2 separate regions of the Homo sapiens genome follow, and region 2 is linked to region 1. A link is a loop called in an ENCODE intact Hi-C map of the cell type or tissue named here. Cell type or tissue: heart right ventricle. All regions are shown on one strand. Each heading gives the region's core, and the rest is flanking DNA. Links, peaks and the distances in the headings are about the cores only.

The links. A loop is a pair of places that touch in the nucleus more often than their neighbours do. Peaks named below come from ENCODE experiments on the same cell type or tissue, not always from the same donor. Only the 100,000 strongest peaks of a DNase experiment are listed, where the experiment ranks them.
Region 2: it touches region 1 in a loop (14-fold over the local background); 109 of 110 quality-filtered maps call a loop at or near these places.

What each region holds. Positions count from the first base shown.
Region 1 is chr3:56,983,242-56,993,794 of GRCh38, forward strand. It overlaps a transcript of ARHGEF3 not described here. Among named protein-coding and RNA genes, the nearest start is that of ARHGEF3-AS1, 48 kb to the left of the region's middle. In heart right ventricle, for the core only: CTCF peaks have their summits at 4,490 and 5,846 (motif pointing left); DNase peaks (open chromatin) are centred at 5,532, 5,830 and 6,500; H3K27ac peaks cover 1,886 bases.
Region 2 is chr3:56,698,243-56,708,795 of GRCh38, forward strand. No RefSeq gene overlaps it. Among named protein-coding and RNA genes, the nearest start is that of TASOR, 20 kb to the left of the region's middle. In heart right ventricle, for the core only: a CTCF peak has its summit at 4,453 (motif pointing right); no DNase peak of the experiment used is centred there.

The DNA of each region.
Region 1 (10,553 bases), core at 1,275-9,274:
CAATATTTTAAAAAATCTCATCACTAAGGGCCCCTATTTCCACAAGTGACCATGGTCTGCTAGGGTTGAGTGGTAGCTGCCCCCTTCAGATGGACCATGGGCTCTTGGGGTCTCCATCCCTCCCCACTGTGACCCCTGCCCTTCCCTGGCCACTCATGTAAGGTCCTGCCTGGTCTCTGTCACACTCAGAGTTGGTGATCCCTGGCCTGGTGTATATCCTTTCAGACTCTGCTGCAGACATAAAGCTTTCTAAGAAATCCCTCTAAAAAATCCCCTCGCCTCCAATAGTACCTGTGATGCTACAAATAACTATGCAATTTCTAACACCAGAGAACAATGCATTTACAACACAGCCCCCTTCTGCAGGGTCAGCATGCTGGGTCAGGTTCATGTCTCCTTTTAAAACTGACTATCAGCCGGAAGCAGTGGCTGACGCCTGTAATGCCAGCACTTTGGGAGCCAGAGGCGGGCGGATCATGAGGTCAGGAGATCGAGGCCATCCTGGCCAATATGGTGAAACCCTGTCTCTACTAAAAATACAAAATTTAGCCAGGCGTGGTGGTGCACGCCTGTAGTCCCAGCTACTCGGAAGGCTGAGGCAGGAGAATTGCTTGAACCTTGGGGGCGGAGGTTGCAGTGAGCTGAGATTGTGCCACCGCACTCCAGCCTAGTGACAGAGCGAGACTCCGTCTCGAGAAAAAAAAAAAAAAAAAAGACTGGCTATCCCAGCTCAATAATTGACCCTGCCACACTGTACAGTCCCTCAGTTCACCCCACATAGAAGGACCCCACAGTCCTGAGCACTCATGGGGGCACCTTTTTGTAGGGAAATTCCAGATCTAGTGTTTAAATCCAGCCTCCCATTGTGGATAGCCTCACAGACACACAGCAGCCACAAGAGCTTACACAACCACTGAGCTGCCATCCATGCATGGAAGTCAAAACCACACCGTGGGCTGCAGCCCCCTGCCCACCACCCAGAGACCCCCACAATCTGCCATTTTCCCCTGTGTTTACTTACACACTGGTTCCACTATATAGCAGTAACTCCCCAAGGGCAGGGACCCTGCCTGTCGCATTGATAATTGTTTCTTAGAACCCAGCCCTGTTCCTCAGAGAAGAGCCCCTCAATCCATGATGGATGGATGGTTGGTAAGTGGACAAGCACATGATGGGTAGGTGGGTGGGCGAGTATGTTACAAGGAAGGGAGGGAGGTGGACAAGCCCCGCAAACTGTGATGTCTGATTTGCCCTTGTCATGAGGCAATGATTATATTAAAATACTGGACGAAAAACTAGAATATAAAGTTACATAAATAAACTCACAGGTTTAAAAAAAAAGATAAGGAAAACACTATAATATTGATCGTGGCATAACTTTTTAAAAAATCACTTTGTGCATTTCCCAAATGGACTACAAGTCTGTTTTATAAAGTTCATTTTTAACTGCCAACATGAAACTACATCAAGTGAACATTACTCCCTAGAGTTTTCTAGATTATGAAACACCAAGGGCCTACAGAGGAAAGAAAAATATTTGGATTAGTTTGGCTCTTAGAGTGGACTAGAGAGGGGAGGAAAAGAAAACAGGGGAGGGGAGCCCGGCCTTGGACAGTAGAAAAGGATCCTTCCAGGATCCTTGGTGGCCCCGTAATGACCAATACCTTTGCTACCTGCTATCAGCAAAAGCAACATCAGTTACCCTTCCAGATACTGGAAATCTAAAGTATTATGGGAAGTCATATTTCTTCTGGAGTAAAAGATGGTAGTTTTTTCACCCCTGGCCTATGAATGCTTCTGAAGAAAAGCAAAGAAACACAAGGACATCTTCTAACAGAAACACATGATTTGATTTGATTTTTTTGAGACAGAGTCTCACTCTGTCGCCCAGGCGGGGAATGCAATGGTGCAATCCTAGCTCACTGCAACCTCTGCCTCTTGGGTTCAAGTGATTCTCCTGCTTCAGCCTCCCAAGTAGCTGGGACTATAGGTGCCCGCCACCATGACCAGCTAATTTTTGTATTTTTAGCAGAGAGAGGGTTTCACCATGTTGGCCAGGCTGGTCTTGAACTCCTGGCCTCAGGCGATCTGCCCGCCTCGGCCTCCCAAAGTGCTGGGATTGCAGGCGTGAGCCACCGCGCCCAGCCTTTAAAACACAGGATTTTAAATTGGAATACACATTCTCTTTAAAAATCACTGCTGCTCAGACTGTCCTGGCACTGGGGCAGCCAGAATAGCATTGCACTCGCTACAGGGCGACAATGTGACATATTCATTCGCCGCCTCCACCCCTGAACTGGGGCTCTGCCACATTGGCTGTTCTCCACATGTATTCCACAGACAGGTGGGCAGCAGGGCTCAGGGCCAGCTATTTTGTAAAGACAGATAGGGAAACTGAGGTTCTGAGAGGGGCAGCAGTGCACGGGTCCCTGGGAACAGCATAGCTGAGAGCAGCCTGCGGCCTCGCCCCCTCGATCCCCTCACGCACATTCACCATGCCTCCTGGGCACTGGGCCCTGGCCAGAATGAACAAGCAGGTGAGAGGAAGGCACAGACTCTAACAAATGAGGATGTAAATGGACAACATACCCACAGGTGGGGCTGGGGGTGGGCAAGGGGAATTAGCAGCAAGGGGCAATGTGATGCCGCCTGGCTGGAAGGTCACCAGGGACACTCAGGGAGGTCCCTCTACAACAGGCTGCTGCTGCTGGGCTCCCAGAGAAGGCCCTGTTCAAAGACTCTCAAAGAGCCAGGCCTCAGAAACTTACCAAACATCAATATAGTGCAGTCACAAACACCCCAGCACGCTGCACTCTGCCAGATGCAACTTATTAACATTGTATTTGGGGCTCTGGAGTCTAGGAGGGATGCATGAATCACCAGCAGGGGGAAATTAAATGTAAAAGAAACCACACACCCACAAACTACCAGCAACCTAAAGAGCCCAACAAAAAATCAGGAAGTGCAGGGTCTTTAGGGGTGGACAGATTTGGGGTTTATCCTGCCTCCACCTGCAAAGGCTTCCCAGTGCCCTCAGACTGAATTCTCAGTTGCTTAAAAAGGCCTGTTGTCCCTAATCTCTGCCTCTAGTCTCTGAGACTGAAGGCAGCTCATCCCTCACCAGCCTCCAGAAATCTGAGTTTAACACATACAAAGTCTGGGGCCCCTGGGAGCTGTAGACAGAAAGGTTTGGCAACAGTGGGGAACTGGGATTTGCAGCTGAGGTCAAAGCCAATGTCCTGGCATGGCTGGGGTGACCAAAGGCAAGGACCTGCAGTGATAGAAGAGGCCGGAAGCAACAGCCCTGGGGACGGTGCAGTTGGGAGTAAGGGGTTGGGGGGAAGCCAGCAAATCGAGTGTTCCAGGAGGAGGCGGAGCCAGGACCCAATGCTGTGAAAGGGGAGTCCATGATGAAGACTGCACAAAACCCCCCAACAGCTTTGGCTCTCCAGATGGCTGGTCACCTCGAAGGCAGTTTCAGGGTAGTAGTGGGGGTAGTCACTGGGGAGGAGACAGTAGGTAGGAAAGAAGTGGGGGCAGAAAAGAGGATAAACGCATGCGAATTTTGAAAAAAAAAAAGATAAAAATAAAAATAGGTCTGGAGTGATGGTCATAATCTTAATAGTAATGATGGTCCATGGATATTGAATCCTTACTGCGGGTGAAGTGATGTTTAAAACACTTTGGAGGCCGGGTGTGATGGCTCATGCCTGTAATCCCAACACCTTGGGAGGCCATGATGGGAGGATCACATGAGGCCAGGAGTTCGAGACCTGCCTGGGTAAGATGGCAAAACCCCATCTCTACAAAAATTGAAAAAATTAGCTGGGCATGGTGATGCATGCCTGTAGTCCCAGCTACTAGGAAGGCTAAGATGGGAGGATCCTTTGAGCCCAAGAGGTCAAAGCTGCAGTGAGCTGTGATCGTCCCACTATACTCCAGCCTGGGTGATGGAGTGAGACCCTGACTCAGAAAACAAACAAACAAGTAACTCTGGGTTGCCAACGCCTCATTATAGTCCATACTTTCTGGACAGATTCTGTTAACATCACCATCTTGCAGATGAGGAATCTGGGGCATAATCATGTGCCGGCCACAGGGAGAGCAGAGCTCTGACTTCAGGGCTCCCCCTCTTTGTCTCTCAACTGTTACCAGCACCAGCACTGGGCTGAGCTCTGGGCAATGCAACGGCTGAGCAGGAGTAGGAGGGAAGTGTTTGGCACAGGAGGCTCCAGGCCCAATCTGCAGGCAGGAGGGAAGGAGCTGCTGGAAAGAGAAACAGAAGATGAAAGGGACTCTGGGGACGGGGTGATGAACACTCCTGGGCATGCCCTTAGCTAAGAGCCACTACACTGGGGTTTTGCTGAGAGCTTCTCAGCAGCAGAAACCTTGGGTCAAGCCCAATCCTACATAAACCTGGTAGAAGCAGAGTTGATCTAGAAGGAAGGAAAGGAAGGAGCCAGCCCCACTAACCTCACTCCCCCTACCGTGCACAGCCAATCCTGCAGCCACTAAGAGACCACCTCAGGAACATGGACACCTCAGGGCCTCCACTCACAGCGTATGCTCTCTGAGGGCTGGCTGGCTTTCTCTTCCTTTTCAATTTTCAAGTATTTGATTAACACATTCAAAACTAAAATAATTAAAATTAGCCAGAGATGCACTGTGTCTTGTGTGCACACCACTGGCTTACCACCTGATGTCCAGAGCATAAATGGGACTCCACAAATGGGTGACAGACAGGTATGGGCAACAGCTCTGAGGGGTCAACCTGGCTCCTCCTTCACCTGCTAAGTGACCCTCAGCAAGTACCTGACCCTCACAAAACCTCAGAAGTTCCAGCAGTTCCCCACCTCTTGGGACTTTAAGAGGGTTGTTTTGTTTTCTTTGGTTTTGTGTTTTGTTTTTGTTTGTTTGTTTTGAGATGGAGTCTCACTCTGTCGCCCAGGCAGGGGAGTGCAGTGGCGCGATCTTGGCTCACTGCAACCTTCGCCTCCCAGGTTCAAGTGATTCTCCTGCCTCAGCCTCCTGAGTAGCTGGGACTACAGACGCACGCCACCATGCCCAGCTAATTTTTTTGTATTTGTAGTGGAGACGGGGTTTCACCATGTTGGTCAGGCTGGTCTTGAACTCCTAATCTCGTGATCCACCCGCTTCGGCCTCCCAAAGTGCTGCGATTACAGGCATGAGCCACCCCACCTGGCCTAAGAGAGTTAAATAAGCTAGTAGTCATAAAAGTGCCCAGCACATGATAAGAGCACAATAAATGTCACCTGTCATTATTATTAATAGCATCAACAAGATTAAAAGTATGTTGGCAGGGAGAGGAAGAATCCACAGGAAAGAATTAAAGTGTCCCCATGGGAAGCACAGTGCCCTGCATGTCCCAGTGTTGTTCCCTACTAGGACTGGCCAGTGAATGCTCTGGTTTTTGCAACTGTCTCTTTAATTTTTGTACCAAAGGGAGGCAGGGCCCAGACCATGGAGGTGTGAAGCTCACGAGTTTGGCAGGCTGGGCTCATCTGGAGCCCAGTATTAATTAATTGGTGTTTATGCAACAGTATGTGCCCATCTGGCCCCGTTTCTGTCTGAATCTTGTGCTCAGAACCTTGGAGAATGCATCTCCCTCATGACTTTTCTAGACTTTGATGCCCAGACAACAGCAGATGCGGGTGTTAAAATAATAGCACCAACACTGCAACTCTAAAAGGGGAAGGTACCCTCTTGAGGACTCAAAGTTAAATTACAAATAGCTGGAAGACAATTTTTTCCAGGGCTCCTGCAGCCACTGAACGTTTCCAAGGAGAAAGACAGCACCGATTGTGAGTGAAGAGTGCCCTCTGCTGGCCGGTATTAGAAAACTTCAGTTGATTACTTCGTCCATGCCTCCCGGAGGGCTCCAGCTCCGCTGCCGGGTGGCAAGTCTCAAGTACCCTATTTAGTTCTTTTTTAAAATCTGAACTGAAAACAAAAAGTCTTCTTTTCCTAAAAGGATAAGAGATGAAAGAAAGGACAAGGTCAAGGAGCATTTTATTCCACTCCTCGCTTGCGTTTTTTTTTTGCTGGTGCACTAGAAATGGCCCTGTGGATGCTGTAGCGTGACATCTGCCTCAGAGAATACAAGTAACTTGGGGAGAGCAATCAAGTGTCCACAGGTGGCCCACAGCAGTGCCCCATTTCCATTTTAAGAGGCTGTCCTCTTGACTAGACTCCAAAGTGTACAGAGAGACACTCCGAGCCAAAACTGCTGCTTCCTTGCAGAAAACCCCAGCAGGTCTGTGCCCAGGGGGCAGGGGGCTCCTGGTGGCTGAGCAATCACAGTGGCTGAGAGCTGGCGCTGGATGGGTTGCTCTAGAATCATCCAGCCTGTGACACACGCCCAGACTCAAGCCCAGGACAGCACTCATCTGGCCTCTAGTAAGGCTGCTGCCTCCCCACAGCTGGGGCCCTCGTGGATTCCAGCCCCAGCACCACCCCTGCCCCACTCCCTAGGAACAACCCTGACTTCATCAGTGAGTTCTAACTCTCCTGGCTTTCTGCTCACTCAGACTTTACGCACGGGAGCCAACCTGGCTGAGCTTCAAACCCCTTCATCACTTCACAGCTGCAAGATGTCCCCATTGTGAACTTGACTTTCCTCCTCTGGAACAATAATGGGAGCCGCTATTTACCAAAGGTCCACTAACTGCCAGAAACTTCAAAGTAATCCTCATGACCACGCTATGGGACTGTGAGGGAGCTGATCTCCCCGAATCAAGGGCAAGAATTATTTAAAACAATGACGCTACCCAGCTTCGCTACCCAGCTTCCCAGCTTCGCTACCCAGATAAGGAAAGGCTCTGCCCCATCTACCATCTTCTTCCCTCCATTATGCAGTCTGAGTTCATCAGTTTCCATATGCAAAGTGCATTAATCAGAGGGGAGAGAAACAAGGACAGAGAGAGAAAAGAGAATACCAGAGGTGGGGTAGAAGAGGAAAGTCTTCTGGGGCAAAGCAAATGGAAGGAGAACTTTAGCAGAGTCCAGGGAAGGGCAAGAGAGGTTTCAGAACACCTGCAAGGTGGCTGGGCCATGGCTCACGCCTGTAATCCCACGACTTTGGGAGGCCAAGGCAGATGGATCACTTGAGGTCAAGAGTTCGAGACCAGCCTGGCCAATATGGTGAAACTCTGTCTCCACTAAAAATACAAAAATTACTTGGGCGTGGTGACGTGCACGTGTAATCCCAGATACACTCGGGAGGCTGAGGCAGGAGAATCACTTGAACCCGGGAGGCAGAGGTTGCAGTGAGCTGAGATCATGCCACTACCTGAGAGTAGTTTCCTAAAAGAGTTGGTATTGGTTATAAAATGGATCCCCCTTGACTATTCTTTGAGAGACACAAATAAAAAGAACTGCCTTTATTGTTAGCTAATGGATTTCAAATCTCTGAATGTAACCAAAGCCTAAGTCTGGAGGATTGTGGACTTTGCTATTTGCTTAGATTACATTACAATTTTATAGGTAAAAAAACAGGCGGAGACAGCCAGTAACTTGCTAAGGGTCACCCAGCTCATGAATGGCAGAGCTTAAATTCAACATCTCCACAACCCCAGCTCTATCTGTGAGGCTCTCTGCCTCTGAACCAGAGGAACAATAATCCTGCCTAAGGGGTCAGGTGAGGGGTGAGCGTGAGATGAGCCGTGTACACTCAGCTTTGCACAATGAATTGCACACTGTGGGTGAAGCCACAAATAACAGTCCCTTTCCTTCCCCTCCCTTTGTCCTAATCACCGAATTCTCCCTTGTTCTTAAGACCCAGTTCCTGCTTGATAACCTAGTTCTCACTGCTAGATTCCTGCCATGTCTTTTACCGCCCCAAGCCCTGTTTGGGTAACTGCCCCATTACCCTAGTCCCTCTCAGGCTGCTCACAGCTGGTCTTCCGACCCCAGACTCCTCCAGCATGAAGGCTGAGGTTCAACTTCCTAGTGGAAGGCTTTTCCTGTATTAATACCCTGGCCACTCACATGCCTGAGGATCCAACCTTTCCCCATTTGCTCATTCATTCAAGAAACAGTCACTAGTTCCTCCTTTGTGTCAGGTACTATGCTAGCCACTCAAGATAGAATGCTGTTAAAAAAAGAAAAAAAAACTGTCCCAAACTTGGAAATAAAGTATAACTTTTCAAAGTCATCTATCTACACCCCGAGTCTGCTTACAGGGAGGTTATTTTTGTTTGATTCACTATTTGCTTTTGATTAGGGCCCAGACTCTGTAAAGTTAAGTTGTTAACTTGTTAAAGATTGATAAATTTGATAAATTGCAAAAAAGAATTCTGTCAGATACAGTCTCAAAGGTTACAGTGTTATTTTCCTATGGGACATTAATCAGTTTTGTTTTGTTTTGTTTTTGAGACAGGGTCTCGCTCTGTCGCCCAGGCTGGAGTGCAGTGGCACGATCGCAGTTCACTGAAGGCTCTGCCTCCCAGGTTCAAGCAATTCTCCCACCTCCGCCTCCCGAGTAGCTGGGATTACAGGGGCATGCCACCACGAGCAGCTAACTTTTGCATTTTTAGTAGAGATGGGGTTTCACCATGTTGGCCAGGCTGGTCTCAAACTCCTGACCTCAGGTGATCCACCTGCCTCAGCCTCCCAAAGTGCTGGAATTACAGGCATGAGCCACCGCGCCCGGCCCATTAACCAGTTTTATATCTGAGTTTGCAATCTTATTCCAGCATTCTTTTTTCCATAATATTTTTCCATAATTCACTCACTCACTCTCACTCTCTCTCCCCTCCTCTCTCTGTGTGTGTGTGTGTGTGTGTGTGTGTGTGTGTGTGTGTGTGTGTTCCTGGATGGTCCTTAGAACCAGCTTTCTCATCCTCATCCTGCTAGTTCGCTCATTAATGAGTTAAATGTGTGTGTGTTCCTGGATGGTCCTTAGAACCAGCTTTCTCATCCTCATCCTGCTAGTTCGCTCATTAATGAGTTAAATAAATATTTTGCCCAGGCTAAGTATATATTTGTACAAGAGTCAGAGAAAAATGAACCTCTGTATGAGACCTGTGAAATCTGAAGAATGAAGGTGAGGAAAGCATTTCAGGCAGAGGTGGTGACACCATGTACAAAGGTCCTATGGTAGGGAGGATGGCTTTAAAAAAAAAAAAAAAAAAAAAAAAAAAAAAAAAAAAAAACAGAAAGAAGGTCATGTGGCCTCCAGCATCTGTCTCAATCAGCCCCAGCTGTACCAACATTATGAACTGACTGTCAACTTGAGTCCCTTCTGTCTGCTCCAGACACATGCAGTGGCTAAGAACACAGCATGGGAGAACTATGTTTCCTGGATCATGCCATCCTTCAGTCATCAGGGGATGAGCCAGGTAAAGGACAGTTGGTGAAGTCCTAAATTCACTGGACTCCACCCCAGGCACCAGCCTCAGCACATAGCACAGAGGACAATTACCCTCTGTGAACATGAGCTGCTCAGTGCCAGGTGCTCTCTCAACCCCAGCGCAGTCTGTGGCTTGGTCCAGCTTCCCAGTCTGCTTGTTCACTAAGTCAACATGGTTAATACCTGCACCAAGTCAATACCTGCTCAAGGAAGCTTTTTATTTTATTTTTTATTTTTTTGGAGATGGAGACTCACTCTGTTGCCTAGGCTGGAGTGCAGTGGCGCTATCTCGGCTCACTGCAACCTCTGCCGCCTGGGTTCAAGCGATTCTCCTGCCTCAGCCTCCCCAGTAGCTGGGATTACAGCTGCATGCCGCCATGCCTGGCTGATTTTTGTATTTTTAGTAGAGATGAGAGTTTCACCATATTGGCCAGTCTGGCCTCGAATTCCTGACTTCAGGCGATCTGTCTGCCTTGGCCTCCCAAAGTGCTGGAATTACAGGTGTGAGCTACCGCGCCTGGCCTCAAGGAAGCTTTTTAAATTCTACAATAGGATGATAATTTCCACTGAAAACATCATTCTACACTCAAGCCTTACTTCATCCTCCTGATTTTGCCTGTCTAAATCAACTCCTAGTTCAAGATTTGAACAGAGGTTTTTGCTCTCTTTCCTGGCATAAAGGACATTAGCAATGGGAGCAGGAAGAAGACCCCAACCAGAGGCTGATCCTTAACTATATAACTTTGTGGGGGTTTTTTGTTGTGCTTTTGTTTTTGTTTCTGAGACATGGTCTCACTCTGTTGCCCAGGCTGGAGTACAGTAGTGCGATCTTGGCTCACTGCAGCTTCGGCCTCCTGGGCTCAAGCGATCCTCCTACCTCAGCCTCTCAAGTAGCTGGGACTACAGGTGCGTTCCACGATGGCCAGCTAATTTTTAAATTTTTTGTAGAGACGGTGTCTCCCTATGTTGCCCAGGCTGATCTCATACTCCTGGGCTCAAGCAATCCTCCTGTCACAGCCTCCCAAAGTGCTGGGATTACAGGCATGAGCCACCGTGCCCAGCCTAACTTTGGATACATTGCTTAACCTTCCTGAGGTTCAGTTTCCTCATGTGGAAGGAGAAATATTCATATCTCATTAAAAGGCTCAGTGATCATGGATGAAAGCACACTGTAGGCCAGGCG
Region 2 (10,553 bases), core at 1,200-9,199, 290 kb before region 1:
TAGTTAACACTCACCAGATGATGCTCTCCTTCCTTCCTTCCTTCCTTCCTTTCTTTCTCTTTCTTTTTTTTTTTTTTTTTTGAGATGGAGTTTTACTCTTGTCGCCCAGGCTGGAGTGCAATGGCATGATCTCGGCTCACTGCAACCTCTGCCTCTTGGGTTCAAGTGATTCTCCTGCCTCAGCCTCCCGAGTCTGGGACTACAGGTGTGCGCCACCACACCCTGCTGATTTTTGTAGTTTTAGTAGAGACGGGGTTTCACTATGTTGGCCAGGCTGGTCTCGAACTCCTGACATCAGGTGATCCACCTGCCTCAGCCTCCCAAAGTGCTGGGATTACAGGTGTGAGCCACCGCACCCGCCAATGCTCTCCTTTCTTTCAGTGCTAAAGAACTCTTCACTCTCTTAATCAATCTGTTATTACAAGTCCTATGGCCCTTTGTTGAATTTCTGTTTACTAGAAATATAATAAGCAACGTAAGATATTTAATTTTGTCAAAGTCGTTCCAAATCTCTTATACTAAATAAGTATAAAGATACTATATATGTATATATATATGTGTATATATGTGTGTGTGTGTATGTGTGTGTGTGTGTGTGTGTGTGTGTGTGTGTATATATATATATATATATATTTTTTTTTTTTTTTTTTTCCACCCAGGCTGGAGTGCAGTGGTGAGATCACAGCTCACTGCAGCCTTGACATCTCTGGCTCAGGTGATCCTCCCACCTCAGCCTCCCAAGTAGCTGGGACCACAGGCATGCACCACCACCCGGGCTAATTTGTATTTTTTGTAGAGATGGGATTGTGCAATATTGCCCAGGTTGGTCTGGAACTCCTGGGTTCAAGTGATCTGCCTACCTTGGCCTCCCAAAGTGCTGGGATTCCAGGTGTGAGCCACCATGCCCAGCCTGATAATAAGCAAAATTCCACTTCCCTAGTGCTACAGACTAAATTTTTATGTCCCACCCAAATTCATATGTTGAAACTCTTAGGATTTCACCATCCTTGATAATTGTCAGATAAAGAAGTAGGACCTTTGGGAGGTAACTAGGTCATGAGGGTGGAGCCCTCATGCATGGGATTAGCGTCTTTATAAAACAGACTTCAGAGAGCCCCTTTACCCCTTTAGCCATGTGAGGACGCAGTGGAAAGATGGCTGTCCACGAATGAGGGAGTGGTTCCTCACCAGACACTGGATCTGCCAGTGCCTTGATGTCAAACTTCCCACCCTCTAGAACTGTGAGAAATAAGTGTTTGTTGTTTATAAGCCACCAGCAATATGGTACTCTGTTACAGCAGCCCAAACTGACTAAGACATCTATTTCTTACCTGAAGGAGTTTGAAGTGGGGTCAAATGCAAGTTTTACATTCTTTTAAATGTAAAAGCCTGGGCGCAGAGGCTCATGCCTGTAATCCCAGCATTTTGGGAGGCTGAGGCAGGCGGCCATCACGAGGTCAGGAGTTCGAGACCAGCCTGACCAACATGGTGAAATCCCTGTCTCTACTAAAAATACAAAAATTAGCCGGAAGTGGTGGTGTGTGCCTGTAATCCCAGCTACCTAGGAGGCTGAGGCAGAAGAATTGGTTGAACCTGGGAGGCGGAGGTTGCAGTGAACCGAGATCACGCCACTGCACTCCAGCCTGGGCAACAGAGTGAGACTCCGTCTCAATTAAAAAAAAAAAAAAGACAAAATAGCATACAATTCTGTCTCAAAGCCTCAAGTACCTTTAACTACAGTCTGTCTACAATAACCTAAGACATTCAAAAGACAGGAGAATGCTCATACCCTCATGCTGGGACACTGATAATCTGGAGCTTACTACATTGACATCACTGGCACCCACTTACTAAACACATGCAATTACTTAGCAATTAGTTCTTGAACAATTTGTGTTTGCTAAGAACTATATCTGACCCAGGGAATAAAACATAAGACACAGTTCCTGCTTGTAAATACACTAGCAAAAGAGAAGAAGACTATCTTGTAGAGACTAGCTGAGTCAGTGAATGTCAGAGATGAAGAGGAAGGGCAATGGCATGAGTGGAATTCCAGGTAGAGAAACGGTGAGAGAAAAAAAGAACAAAGATACCAATGTGAGAAACAAAAAGGTTTCTGCAGCAGGGAAGCACAGTTGGCTGTTGTGGTATACAGGATGAGGCGGCAAGTGGAGAGGCGGGCTGGTCTGAAGGCTCTAGCTGAATCACAGAACATATGCCACATTAAGGGATTTGGATTTAATCCTGATGCAAAATATAAGAAGTTAAGGATTTTAGGTAGAAGCTGACCCAATCAGTCGTGCATTTTAGACAGATCATTCTGGGTTTCTTTGTTGTTTTTAACTTTTCATTTCTTTCTCTCTTTCCTTTTTTCTTTCTCTTCCTGTCCTTTCTTTCTCCTTCCTTCCTTCTCCTTCCTTCCTTCATTCCTTCTCCTTCCTTCCTTCCTTCCTTCTTTCTTCCTTTCTTTCTTAGGGTCTCACTCGGTCACCCAGGCTGGAGTGCAGTGGCACAATCACAGATCACTGCAGCCGAAACTTCCAGGGCCCAAGCTATCCTCCTACCTCAGCTCCCCGAGTAGCTGGGACCACAGGTGTGTGCCACCACACCCAGCTAATTTTCTTATTTTTTGCAGAGACGGGAGTCTACCTGTGTTATCAGGCTGGTTTCGAACCCCTGGGCTCAAGCAGTCCTCCCACCTTGGCAACCCAAAGTGCTTGATTACAGGTGTGAGCATTCTGGTTCTCGTTATAGAAGGTGGATTTTAGGTGGATTGGAGTCAACAAAACTACTTAGGACATTGTTGCAAAAATCTAGGTAAGGATGGCTTAGAACTTCTCCATCCTTGGTCATTGTCAGCCTAGATACAAACTGAGGTTGCACTACAGTGTGAGAGAATTTCAAAGAAGCAGGAAAGAAGTAGAGATGGGTTTTACTAAAGTACTAGTAATCACAGTTACTAAAGGATGCTGTTGTTTTTCCCCCACTCCCCACCACATTCTTTTTTTAACATGTCAGTAATTTATAACTTTCTGAAAGGACCAAATAATAAACCATAAAATGATGATGCCAGGTGTTTTGTTACGTGTTTTTGTTGTTGTTGTTGTTGTTGTTTTGAGATGGAGTCTCACTCTGTTGCCAGGCTGAAGTGCAGTGGCTCGATCTTGGCTCACTGAACCTCCGCTTGCCAGGTTCAAGCGATTCTCCTGCCTCAACCTCCCAAGTAGCTGGGATTACAGGCACGCGCCACCATGCCCAGCTAATTTTTTTGTATTTTTAGTAGAGATGGGGTTTCACCATGTTGACCAGAATGGCCTCAATCTCCTGACCTCGTGATCCGCCCGCCTTGGCCTCCCAAGTGCTGGGATTACAGGCATGAGCCACCATGCCAAGGTGTTTTAATTGTTTTTGGTGTTTTGTTTTGTTTTGTTGTTTTGTTTTGTTTTTGAGACTCTGTCTCTCAGGCTGGAGTGTAGTGGCAAGATCTAGGCTCACTGAAACCTCTGGCCCCTGGGCTTAAGCAACCCTCCCACCTCAGCCTCCCAGGTAGCTGGAACTATGCAGGTGAGTACCACTGCACCCAGCTAATTTTTGTATTTTCTGTAGAGATGGGGTTTCACTCTGTGGCCCAGGCTGATCTTGAACTCCTGAGCTCAAGCAATTCACCCAGCTTGGCCTCCCAAAGTGCTAGAATTACAGGTGTTTTAAAATAAGCCAAATAAAGGATATAAACACTTCCAATTCATAATTCAGATGTAGAGGACCTTACAATAGTTAACAATTTTCAAGCTAAAAATCACATCATCTATAAAACATTATAAGTGTTTTCCTTATTGAAATGGTTTAGCGGAAGGCCGTAGGGCTTGAAATGGAGTGACGGAACACAAACATGTAAGAACAGATAAGAAGAGTGGATGGTTAGTTTAGGAAGGTTTTCCCTTTCCATTCCAAGACTAGATTCTGGCAATATCTGGTATGTCAAACTAAGATATGTAACATTTAAATACACAATATTATTTTTATTGTGAAAATAGTTTAAATATGTTTAGAATATAAAATTTGGGCTGGGCATGGTGGCTCACACCTGTAATCCCAGGACTTGGGAGGCTGAGGCGGGCGGATCACCTGAGGTCAGGAGTTCAAGACCAGCCTGGCCAACATGGTGAAACCTTGTCTCCACTGAAAATACAAAAATATAGCCAGGCATCATGTGCGTGCCTGTAATCCCTTGAACCCGGGAGGCGGAGGTTGTAGTGAGCTGAGATCTTGCCACTGCACTCCACACTGGGCAACAAAGTGATATTCCATCTCAAAAAAAAAAAAATTGTGCCAGACGCTTGCAGAACGCCTGAGACACCTCCATGAAATTCTAACAATGCATACTAAATGCTTTATAATCCTTCTGTTGAAAACCAGACATTCAAGAGCATACAGCTTAATTCCAGCAGAGGGCAGCAAAACTTCACTAAGCAGTTTTCAAAACCCTAGCAGCTTTTCTGTATTACCTAATAATATTTTTAAAATATTCCCCCAGAAGAGTTCTGTAGTTCCACAACTACAATCTCATAGTATTTGTGGAATTACAGTATTACCATACTTATATTTAGGCAGGACAGAATTCTTCCCAGAGTTCAAAGACTGCGGAAGGCTCTTAGATGGATAGGACCTGGGGCAATGCCAAGAGGGAATAAAGACGAGCCACAATGTCTTACTGGGGTCATCTGCCTGGTGGTTTTCCAACTCTTTTACAAAGAGTCATGATTTAAGGTACAATGGGATTCTTTTAAAAAATATGTTGTCACTGCAGGTATGGTGGCCCATGCCTGTAGTCCCAGGCACTGGGGAGGCTGAGGTGGGAGGATCACCTAAGCCCAGGAGTTAAGAGTCCTGCCTGGGCAACATAGTGAGGCTGCATCTATAAAAGCACGCATATATATGTATATGTGTGTGTGTGTGTGTGTGTGCATATATATGCACACACACACACAAAATATATATACACACACACATACTCACATATTTTATAGTTGTTTATATAAGCATGTGTATATATATTTATAATAACAGTTACAACATATATATGTTGTAACTATGGGTCTGAGTTTTCTCATCTGTAAAACTGAGATAATAATTGCACCAGCAGGGCGCAGAGGCTCACACCTGTAATCCTGGCACTTTGGGAGGCTGAGGTGGGTGGATCACGAGGTCAGGAGTTCGAGACCAGCCTGGCCAATATGGTGAACCCCCATCTCTACTAAAAAATAAAAAAAATTAGCTGGGCGGGGTGGCAGGCACCTGTAGTCCCAGCTACTCGGGAGGCTGAGGCAGGAGAATTGCTGGAACCAGTGAGGTGGAGGTTGCAGTGAGCAGAGATCGCCGCACTGTACTCCAGCCTGGGCAACAGAGCAAGACTCCATGTTGAGAAAAAAAATGGCACCTAGGCCAGCCACCTGCAGTGGCTCACACCTGCAATCTTGGCGCTTTGGGAGGCCAAAGGGGGAGAATCCTTTGAGGTCAGGAGTTGAAGACCAACCTGGGCAACAAAGCAAGACCCCACCTCTACAAAAAAATTAAAAACTAGCTGGGCATGGAGGTGCATGCCTGTAGTTCTAGCTACTCGGGAGGCTGAGGCAGGAGGATTGCTTGAGCCCAGGAGTTCAAGGCTAGAGTGAGCTATGATCACGTCACTGTACCACACACTGTATAATAGGGCAAGACAGTGTCTCAAAACAAAATAATAATGATTGCACCTACATCTTAAGAGGTTGTTGCACAGATTAAGCGTAATGTAAAATGACTGGAACACTGTTAGGTGTGGTTTTTGTTGTTGTTGTTGTTGTTTTGTTTTTTTGTTTTTGTTTTTTTTTGAGATGGAGTCTCGCTCTGTCGCCTAGGCTGGAGTGCAGTGGTGTGATCTCGGCTCACTGCAAGCTCCGCCTTCTCGGTTCATGCCATTCTCCTGCCTCAGCCTCCCGAGTAGCTGGGACTACAGGCACCCGCCACCACACCTGGCTAATTTTTTGTATTTTTAGTAGAGATGGGGTTTCATCGTGTTAGCCAGGATGTTCTCGATCTCCTGACCTCGTGATCCGCCCACCTCGGCCTCCCAAAGTGCTGGGATTACAGCTGTGAGCCACCGCGCCCAGTCACTGTTAGCTGTTTTTTAAAAAAATTGTAAAATACATATAACAGAAAATTTACCATCTCAACCTTTTTTTTTTTTTTTTTTTTTTTTTTTTCAGATGGAGTCTCACTCTGTCGCCCAGGCTCCTAGGCTGGAGTGCAGTGGTGCAGTCTAGGCTCACTGCAACCTCTGCCTCCCGGGTTCAAGTGATTCTCTGGCTGGCTAATTTTTGTATTTTTTACAGAGGCATGTTCACCATGTTGGCCAGGCTGGTCTCAAACTCCTGAGCTCAGGTGATATGTCCACCTTGGCCTCCCAAAGTGCTGGAATTACAGGCGTGAGGCACTGCACCTGGCCTCAACCATTTTAAGTGTACAGTCTACATAAGCAGAATATATATGGGAGAAAAAAGCATACAGTCCAATAGTGTTAAGCATATTCACACTGTTGTACAAATAATCTCCTATCCCCTTTTCATATTGCAAAACTGAAACTCTATACCAATTAAAGAACAGCTCGCCATTTCCCTCTCCCCGCAGTACTTGCTAACCATCACTCTACTTCCTGTCTTTATAAATTTGACTACTCTAAGTACCTCATAGAAATGGAATCATATAGTATTTGTCTTTTTGTGATTGGCTTGTTTCACTTAGCATAACATCCTCAAGGTTCATCTATGTTTTATCATATGTCAGGATTTCTTTTTAAGGCCGAATAATATTCCATTGTATGTACACAGAGCTGTTACATTTTAAAACAGAAATTTAAAAAATGACTTTGAGACTCCTGCTTCCAATTATACTGATCCCCCCATAAACAACTAGAAAACTGGCCAAAATACTCTAAACAACTATATTCAGAAATCAGACAATAGGCAGTGTGGATTGTAATCCCTAAAAGAAAGGAAACAAAAAGGTAAACCCTAAAACCACACCGGAATTTTGTCTGAAGGCAATTTCCAGGTTGTGGATGCGGGGAGGGGAATGCAAGTGAAGCTGAGCAATCTCTCCGAGATTTGGGGAGCAGAAGGTAACTGAAAGTTGCCAGGCAAAATTCTAGAGAATTGGAAGCTTTGTAGAAAAAGAGTTTCAGAAGACCGCATAGGAAGTCCCCTTGACTATGCATGTGTGGAGTAAAACCTTCATGAGGCTGAGAAAATAAAGACTTGGAATTGTAAACTGAATTACACTCAGTGTTCAAACTGAGTGGGGAGAAGTGAGAACTTCAATTAGCCAAGGTCCTGAATAACCAATGGAAAGTCTTCAATAATTAACTGAGCCATGTGACAAATATTCAGGGGGATCATGCTTAGACGGAATAATCCTGGAGTAAAGGCTAATCTATATCTGCCATAGCAAAAATTAAAATAGGCCTTAAAAGTATCAAACTGGGCTGGGTGTGGTGGCTCACGCCTGTAATCCCAGCACTTTGGGAGGCCGAGGCAGGCGGATTACCTGAGGTTAGGAGTTCAAGACCAGCCTGACCAACATGGTGAAACCCTGTCTCTACTAAAAATACAAAAATTAGCTGGGTGTAGTGGCACATGCCAGTAATCCCAGTTATTCGGGAGGCTGAGGCAGGAGAATTGCTTGAGCCCGGGAGACAGAAGTTGCAGTGAGCCAAGATCGTGCCACTGCACTCCAGCCTGGCTGACAGAGTGAGACTCTGCCTCAAAAAAAAAAAAAAAAAAAAAAGAAGGTATCAAAATAATCTATAATTAGCTTACCTGCCTGCCATAACAAAGCCTGATCTTCTCTTCCTCTCTTCTCTTCTCTTCCTTTGTTTCCAGCTATGATTGCACCACTGGAGTATGGTGGTGCAATCATGGCCCACTGCAGCCTCGACCTCCTGTGCTCAAGTGATCCTCCTGGCCTCCCAAAGTGCTGGGATTATAGGCATAAACCACCACGGCTGGACTAATATTCTTCTTCTTTTTTATCAAGGTGCTCAACAAAAGTAAACTGGCCTAATATCCTTAAAATAACAACAACAGCAACAAAATTCAGATGCTTACAATGTCCAGCATCCAATAAAATATTACTAAACATGCCAAGAAGCCAGAAAGTGCTAGCTTATAACCAAGAGAAAATCAATCAATGAAAACAGACAAAAATGATACGGATGCTGGAACTAGCAGATAGAAATATTAAAATAACTATTATTACAGTGTAAACACAGTTAAGTGAAAATATGAACATCATAAGCAAAGAAATGAAACTACAAAAGAGTAACACATGGAATATCCAAAGATTAAAATATAGTATCAGAATGAAAATGGAAGTTTCTCTGGAGGTATTAAGATTAGAAACTGCTAAAACATAAATAGTAAACTTGAGAACCTGGCAATAGAATCTGTTTTTAAAAATGAAGCACAAATGTTAAAAATATTTTTTAACCAAATGAACAGAGCCTCACTGACTTCTGGAAAAATATGGAGTGGTCTAACATATTCATAATTGGAGTCTCATAAGGAAGGATACTACAAAAAAACTATTTTAATAAATATTGGCTTATAGTTTTCAAATTTTATGGAAATCACAGACACAGAAACCCAAGACATTCATTGAATGCCAAGTAGGATAAACATTCTCACACATACAAACCTCACCAAGGCATGTCATAATTAAAATCACTAAAAAACCAATGATTAAGATACAATCTTAAATGCAGGCTCCTCTCAACCCCAAATACACATTACATACAGAAGAACAAAGATAAGAATTATTCACAGGCTTCTGGTAGAAACTGCAAACCAGAAGACAATGAAGTAATATCTTTAAAGTGCTCAGAGAAAAAAATATTGTAGATTAAAATTCTATTTTCAGTGAAAATACTGTTTAAAAATTAAAACAAGATTAAAGATTTTTCAAACAAAAGCCGAGAAGTTTATTGTTAGTATATATCTCCAATATAAAAAATGTTCAAAGAAAGTTCTTCAGGCTGAAATAAAATAATACCAAATGGAAACTTTTTTCTATACAAATGAAATAAGAGTACTAGAAAGGTAAATATAGCCGGGGGCGGTGGCTCATACCTGTAATCCCAGCACTTTGGGAGGCCAAGGTGGGTGGATCACCTGAGGTCAGGAGTTTGAGACCAGCCTGACCAACATGGAGAAACCCTGTCTCTACTAAAAATACAAAATTAGCCGGGCGTGGTGGCACATGCCAGTAATCCCAGCTACTCGGGAAGCTGAGGCAGGAGAATCACTTGAACCTGTGAGGTGGAGGTTGCAGTGAGCCGAGATGGCGCCATTGCACTTCGGCTTGGGCAACAAGAGTGAAACTCCATCTCAAAAAAAAAAAAAAAAAAGAAAAGGTAAATATTGGCACAGATATAACAATTTTTTCTAATTGTTTTATTTCTTTAAAAGATAAATATGTCTATCTATCTCTATTATGTTAAAATAATAATAAAATTTGGAGCTTAAAACATGAGAAGACACATGTGTAACAACACTACCACAGAGAAGGGGGTGAAGGAAATGGAAGTATATTGGTGTAAGATTCTACGTTATACATGAAAGGTATGATACTATTATTATTATTATTATTATTTTTGAGACGGAGTCTCACTCGGTTGCCCAGGCTGGAGTGCAGTGGCGCGATCTCAGCTCACTGCAACCTCTGCCTCCTGGGTTCAAGCAGTTCCCTGCCTCCTGGGTTCAAGCAGTTCCCTGCCTCAGCCTCCGGAGTAGCTGGGATTACAGGTGCCTGCCACCACTTCCGGCTAATGTTTGTATTTTTAGAAGAGACGGGGTTTCACCATATTGTCCAGGTTGCTCTTAAACTCTGGACCTCATGATCCACCCGCCTTGGCCTCCCAAAGTGCTGGCATCACAGGCATAAACTACCGCGCGTGGCCGGTATGATATTATTTGAAGGTAGATGGTGATAATTTAAAGAACAAACACTAAACAAACAAACAAAAAACCAAAAAAGACCAAAGAGAATAACTACTAAAGGGGAGACAAATACAGTATTAGAAAATATTTAATCTGGTCAGGTGCTGTGGCTCACGCCTGTAATCCCAGCACTTTGGGAGGCCGAGGCGGGCAGATCACTTGAGGTCAGGAGTTCGAGACCAGCTGGGCAACATGGCGAAACCCTGTCTCTACTAAAAATATAAAAAATAGCCGGGCGTGGTGGCACGTGCCTGTAATCCCAGCTACTTGGGAGGCAGAGGCATGAGAATTGCTTGAACCCGGGAGGCAGAGGTTCCCTTGCCACTGCACTCCAGCCTGGGTGACAGAACGAGACTTTGTCTCAAAAAAAAAAAAAAAAAAGTAATTAATCCAAAAAAAGTTGGTAAAGAGAGAAAGTGGAATCTAAAACAAATGGAACATACAGAAAACAACTAACAAGATGGCAGACTTAAAATGAATTATATTATTAATTACATTAAACATAAAGGGTATAAAGCTTCCAAT